2 separate regions of the Homo sapiens genome follow, and region 1 is linked to region 2. The links are chromatin contacts, found by Hi-C in ENCODE. All regions are on one chromosome and are shown on one strand. Each heading gives the region's core, a stretch centred on a gene start or an enhancer-like site at or near the end of the contact. The rest is flanking DNA. Distances are from core to core; before and after follow the strand shown.

Region 1 (2,700 bases), core at 123-2,622, 170 kb after region 2:
GTAAGAATGGAAGCAGCAGGAGCAGTTTAAAGGCTATCACAGAGCCCAGGAGCAAACTCATGCTGACGATGCAGAAAAAGAGAGAGAAATTGAATGATTTGATGGGTACTGAGATACATTTTGAAGGGAGTTTGGATAAGACTTGCTGAAGCACTGGATTTGAGGAATACAGAAGAAAGGAAATAAGAATTCTATTTTGAATATATTAAGGATAAGATGATTGTGAGATGTTTTATAAGTCAATTTATGCTTCTGTAACAATCCCCAAATTTCAGTGATTTATTTTATTTCTTATTTCTTACTCACCCAACAGACGTCCATGGATTTTCCTGGTGACTTAATTCTCTTGGAAAGCTCTTCTCCAAGTGGTGGCATATGGACTTGGGATCTTTCTATCTGTGACTTTGCCTTTCTCTAAGTCCTTGGGTTTTGTTTCGGGTTTTGGTTTTCTCTCCATTCAGCTTGTTAGTGAGTAAAGAGCATGTGCAGGCAGGGAGGATTGTGCTGAATATTTTAATAGGCCAGTTCAGGCAGTGGCATGCATGATGTCTACCATTCACATTGACCAAACTCAATCACGTGGCCCACTTCAACTGCAAGAGAGGCTGGGAAGTGTAGTCTACCTATGTGCCCAGGATCAGAGGGAAAGGGTGTAGCAGCTTTCCATCATATTCAATGGCAATATAAAATGGTCTCCCAAATATATTTGAACAAAAAAGAAGAAACAAATGTTTATTGAATCCCACTTCCAATAATCTAACCTAAGCATCTCAGGGATTATAAAGATGAACACTCCTTCTGTGTTACCCACAAAAGGCTGTGTAATTTAATTGTAAAAAGAAGATACTGTGTAGATATTTGAAAAGTTGCAAATGAAAACAATGGGATATGCCAAAGAGAAATAAATAATTACCAAATAAATCATATAATCAGGCATCACACATTCAAGGGAGGGAAATTCACCACAGTCTAAAGGGAGTTACAGAAGTTTCCAAAATGAGCAAAAGTTTTATGTGGGTTATGAAAAATATGTCAGAGTAGACCAGGAAACAAGGGCAAAAGAGACTTTTTTTAGGCAGAGAGAAATCCATTATTAAAAATGAATTTTTCCCTATTTAAAATAACTGCCTTTTTGTCATTATCAGCACTCTTAGAAACAGCAAATTTAAATAGGCTGAATAATTATTTAGTAATCAGCTATTAAATAACTATAATCAAAATGATATTTATGTGGCTTAATGTAAAGTTTCTCTTTCCAAATATGCTTGTGCATATAGGCGCAGTCTCAACTGCTAAACAAAGAGTGGGCTCATTCAAACTTTGAACTCAAATCTATGACTCACTTTCTGTGGTCTCAGTTTCCTGCTTTACACAATAGAGGAATAAGATGTCAGGGCTGTCTAGGGGATCCAGATAATTGTCAGTTGGCTAGGAGAGTTTCTACATGTTTTATATACACAGAGATGATTATATGACGATCAGGAGGAAGGTTGAGCAACTAGCAACAGAGTCAAGAAGTGGGAATGTGAGATGATTTGTCTTTTTACACGCACAGAAATAACTTATTTAAATTGCTATGCCTGTCATTGGGTTCGGGCCTTTGGATCTAGCAATCAAGCCTGGAAGATGGAGCCAGGCTTGTAGAGAACCATCATGATTCACTTCTTGCAGACAGCCTTTGGCTATATACGAAATAGATTGATGATGATTATAATGTTAATAATAATAATAATAATTTGCGCTTACTTAGTAGCTTTCATGCTATATTTTCAAAGATGTTGTAAACATTAACTAATGAAGCCCTACAGCAACTCATAAGGTAGCTATTACCTGTATTGTGCAAATAAATAACCACGGCCAGCAAAGGTTAAATGGGAAGCCTGAAGTCATATAGTAATTCAAAGCCAGGGAAACAGAGATTGATTTCTAACCACAATGTTGGCTCCTTGACGTCTAGACCACTGTCCTTTCCTTGGCAAAGGAAGCTAACAGTTTGTAGAGCAGAAAATGGGTTATGAGGGAAAGAGCAGAAGTCTGAGGTTTAGGAGTATGCACAGGAGCTGGGTTAGAATTTCCCAGAATCAGTAATCCAATAGGGACATACTTGAAACACTGTTCCGCCAGAGCTAGCTTCCTACACAGGCGCTCGGCCGCCCTCACGGAGTCTCACGGCAGTGATCCGGGGACATGTTTGGCTTCTTTACCAGAATACAGGCAACTTACAGGTAGAAAAGAGGCTATTTCCTTGAATTCCTTAACATTTAACACAGTGCCTGGCATATCCGAGATATAATAAATAGATATGATGTAATAAATACTTTTTGAATAAATAAATGAATATGTAAAACACTTTTGTAAACTTAGTCTGAGTATAGAAAAAAATCACTGTAAAATGAAATAATTCCAAAAAGCGATGAAATTACTGACTGAATTGAAAGAAAAGGAACCTTCATGTAGAAACCTGAAACATTAACGTTGGTGGAAAATACTGGGCTTGAAAGACAGGCCAGCATTTGCTCTGACAATTGGCTACTCTACTATCTTCAGTTTACTCATTTGTAAAAGGTAAGTATAATAACAATGCCAGCCTCAGAGAATTGTCACAAGAATCAGATGCGACAGTATGTGCAGATCACCTATCATTAGATCACACCAAGTCCAAAATACATATTTGTGTTCTTTCCTCCTTTGAAAAGCAAT
Region 2 (2,700 bases), core at 153-2,652:
GTTGGTGCAAAAGTCATTGCAGTTTTGCCACTACTTTTAATGCAAAAGCTGCAATTACTTTTGCAGCAATCTATTAGATATGTAGTTGCAGAAGGAGGCAATCAATGCTATGTGTCCCATGAACAGCAGAGATGACACATGCTTTGAGGCTTTCAGGAGATACCAAGACAACTTCTATTAAGGAAATCTTAGAATAATTCATAGAAAAGGTAACTGTAGAGATGGAGTTTGTTGGATGAGCAGCACAGAATTATGAAAGAAGAGAGGTTCTCAATAGGGAAAATGTGACCAATATGTCCACTGTGCAGAAAAGTAGAGGGGGAGAAAGACTGAACAAGGTTTGATCACAAGTGAGTACATTTGAGAGAGTATCTGTGTGTGTGTGTGTGAGAGCGGGGGAAACTGGCAGAAAATTAAAATTTAGGACGTCAACTGTTTTATCTAAATAATACCACCTCACATACTTGGCTGACTTTACCATGGAATTAAGCTCATGTATTCATTCATTCAATAGATATTAATGGATTGCCTATTGGGCCGGTACTAGGGATACAATAGTGAACAAAACAGAAAAATTTCCAAGTTCTAAATCCATAGAGCAAGCTAGAAACTCCTGAGCAGGAGCTGATGCTCCAGTCCACAGGTAGAACTTCTTCAGAGAGACCTCAGTGCTGTTCTTAAGGCCTTTCAACTAATTGGATCATTTCCACCCAGAAAATCTAGGATAATTTCATTCACATAAAGTCAACTTGAGTGTAGATGACTACCAAATACATTTACAGCATCATATCTACCATATAGCTTTATAGCATCACCTCGATTAGTGTCTGCCTGAATAACTGGGTACCATAGCCTGGCCAAGTTGACACCTAAAACTGACCGTCACAGATGACTCACCAATTTTTACCCAGTAACAAACTGACTGGCTTTGTGTGGACTATGACACCTCTTTCCTCTACCTTCTGTTTTTTTAACTGGCTCTTTTGAATTATGTAGATGGCTTCAGACTTGGATTTCCTGTCTGGCAGGCTATAGTCAGGTTCCAAATGACAAAATATTAATTAGGAGGACTGTGCATGATCTTGTTTACAAATTCATTAGCACTGGGAGCTTGGCTTTGGCAGTTGTTTGTCCTGATGCCATGGGGGTACATTTCAGCCCCCAAATAGCACCATCTGGATCTCATGTCCAACTTTGTGGCCATTCTAATCTTCATCTCTTTAATATAAGAAGAGTGGTGCTGCTCGCACTGCTGCCCATAATTCAATATTAAAATACTCCTTTAAGAACAAAATAGTGCCTGTGTGACTTGGTGTGTGTCATGGGGAAATTCTAGGGAGGAGAAATAACTGCTATCCACTTCATCCTATTGACCCCAGTGAACTCTGTTCAATAAATATTTGCAGAGTGACTGAATGCCAAAGCATGTCTTGAGTTTATGCAACTTGGTGACATTTCCACCGCTAAAACTGTTACTACAAACTTTATCTTGGAGAACTCATGATAGGTGGTGAAGTTGCTCCGAACCTAGGAAGCTGCTATTGGCCAAATTATGTGCTGTTGGAGAGAAACATTTCCTGTGTATTCAAAAAAAGTGGAGGCTTGGCATGACTAATATGGTAAGAATGTTCTCATCTTCTCCAGGAGAAGAATGGAGTCAGGTAGAGCTTTGCAACAATCCGTGGTCACAAACCTCAGTAGACACCCAGGTCATTAACTAACCACATGCATGTGGCACATGGAATGGAACATCCCAGAGCTCTGAAACCACAGGCATCTCTCTGCTGGATTAAAGGAAGCAATTTCACAGGCCCAGACAGAAAAGGGATGTGGTGATTTTTCAAACGATTCTGATTTATAGTCAATAAGGTGCAAGGTTATGATACACAGAGTAAATGAATCGTTTACACTCCTCCTCATCACTCCCTTCCAGAAGCTCTGGCTTCTGCTGGTTTCTAGGAAGATACCAAGAGTGTCACCTTTATGAGCACCATGCCTGGTCTTTGTATCTGTCATCCAGCCTCCCATCTGTGAAGTGATTCTTCAGAAACCCCTGACTTTGGTTACTAGCCAAGCCAGGGTGTGATATTTTTTCCTGTTTAATTAACAACAACAAAAAAAGGCTTGCGCATTTACTTTTGCCAGCTATCTGAAAGTTCAAAAGGTAAAGAACATTTCCGTCCACAAATAAGCCATGGAATGTATTTGGAAATTGAGTTTTCATCAGTAGTTGCTGTTTTGAGCCACTTATTCCACTGCTGAGGAAAGTGAAATGGGAGTTCTTTCCTGAAAGGGGGGGAAAAAAACCCAGAAACTTTGTATTTAGAATTTCACATCTATGGTAGAGGCTCTAGGAATTTGAGGTCATCTTTCTGACACTGATTTAGGCTAGTACACCCTCAGATGGGAGGTATTTATTATACCCATTGGTACAATGAAAGTTCAAATTTATACTGAAAGAAAATAATAAGATAAAGGCATGGCCATTTTGAGACCTTCTGATGATAGGCCATGATGGTACTTCATAAACCAACCTATCCTTAGCAAAAGACTCGTTTCATAAATTGCATTTTTAATTTATAATGATGCAAAGCTGAATGCCATATTTGCCGTGTAGGGCTACCCATTACAGACCAGGCATCCTGTCCATGGAACTTGGTAGAAAACCCCCAAAGTATCCCCTTTCATGCTGATCCAAGA

What was found. A loop is a pair of places that touch in the nucleus more often than their neighbours do. Pooled maps may share reads with other maps.
Region 1: a map of endothelial cell of umbilical vein shows a loop between it and region 2 (4-fold over the local background). The contact joins two enhancer-like sites. A Hi-C loop is called at or near these places in 4 of 168 maps with a recorded cell type or tissue (Calu3, PC-9, endothelial cell of umbilical vein and 1 more) and 2 of 50 pooled maps.

The regions. Positions count from the first base shown.
Region 1 is chr1:218,873,064-218,875,763 of GRCh38, forward strand. It overlaps the pseudogene NXNP1. Among named protein-coding and RNA genes, the nearest start is that of LINC01710, 44 kb to the right of the region's middle. Within about 2 kb of position 1,373, at least 3 of the 41 ENCODE cell types and tissues checked have a DNase peak (open chromatin) inside an H3K27ac peak, as active enhancers do; they include endothelial cell of umbilical vein and mammary epithelial cell, where a contact is called at or near this core.
Region 2 is chr1:218,704,634-218,707,333 of GRCh38, forward strand. All of the region lies in intron 3 of LOC105372924 (a long non-coding RNA gene), which reads right to left. Among named protein-coding and RNA genes, the nearest start is that of LINC02869, 200 kb to the left of the region's middle. Within about 2 kb of position 1,403, at least 9 of the 41 ENCODE cell types and tissues checked have a DNase peak (open chromatin) inside an H3K27ac peak, as active enhancers do; they include endothelial cell of umbilical vein and mammary epithelial cell, where a contact is called at or near this core.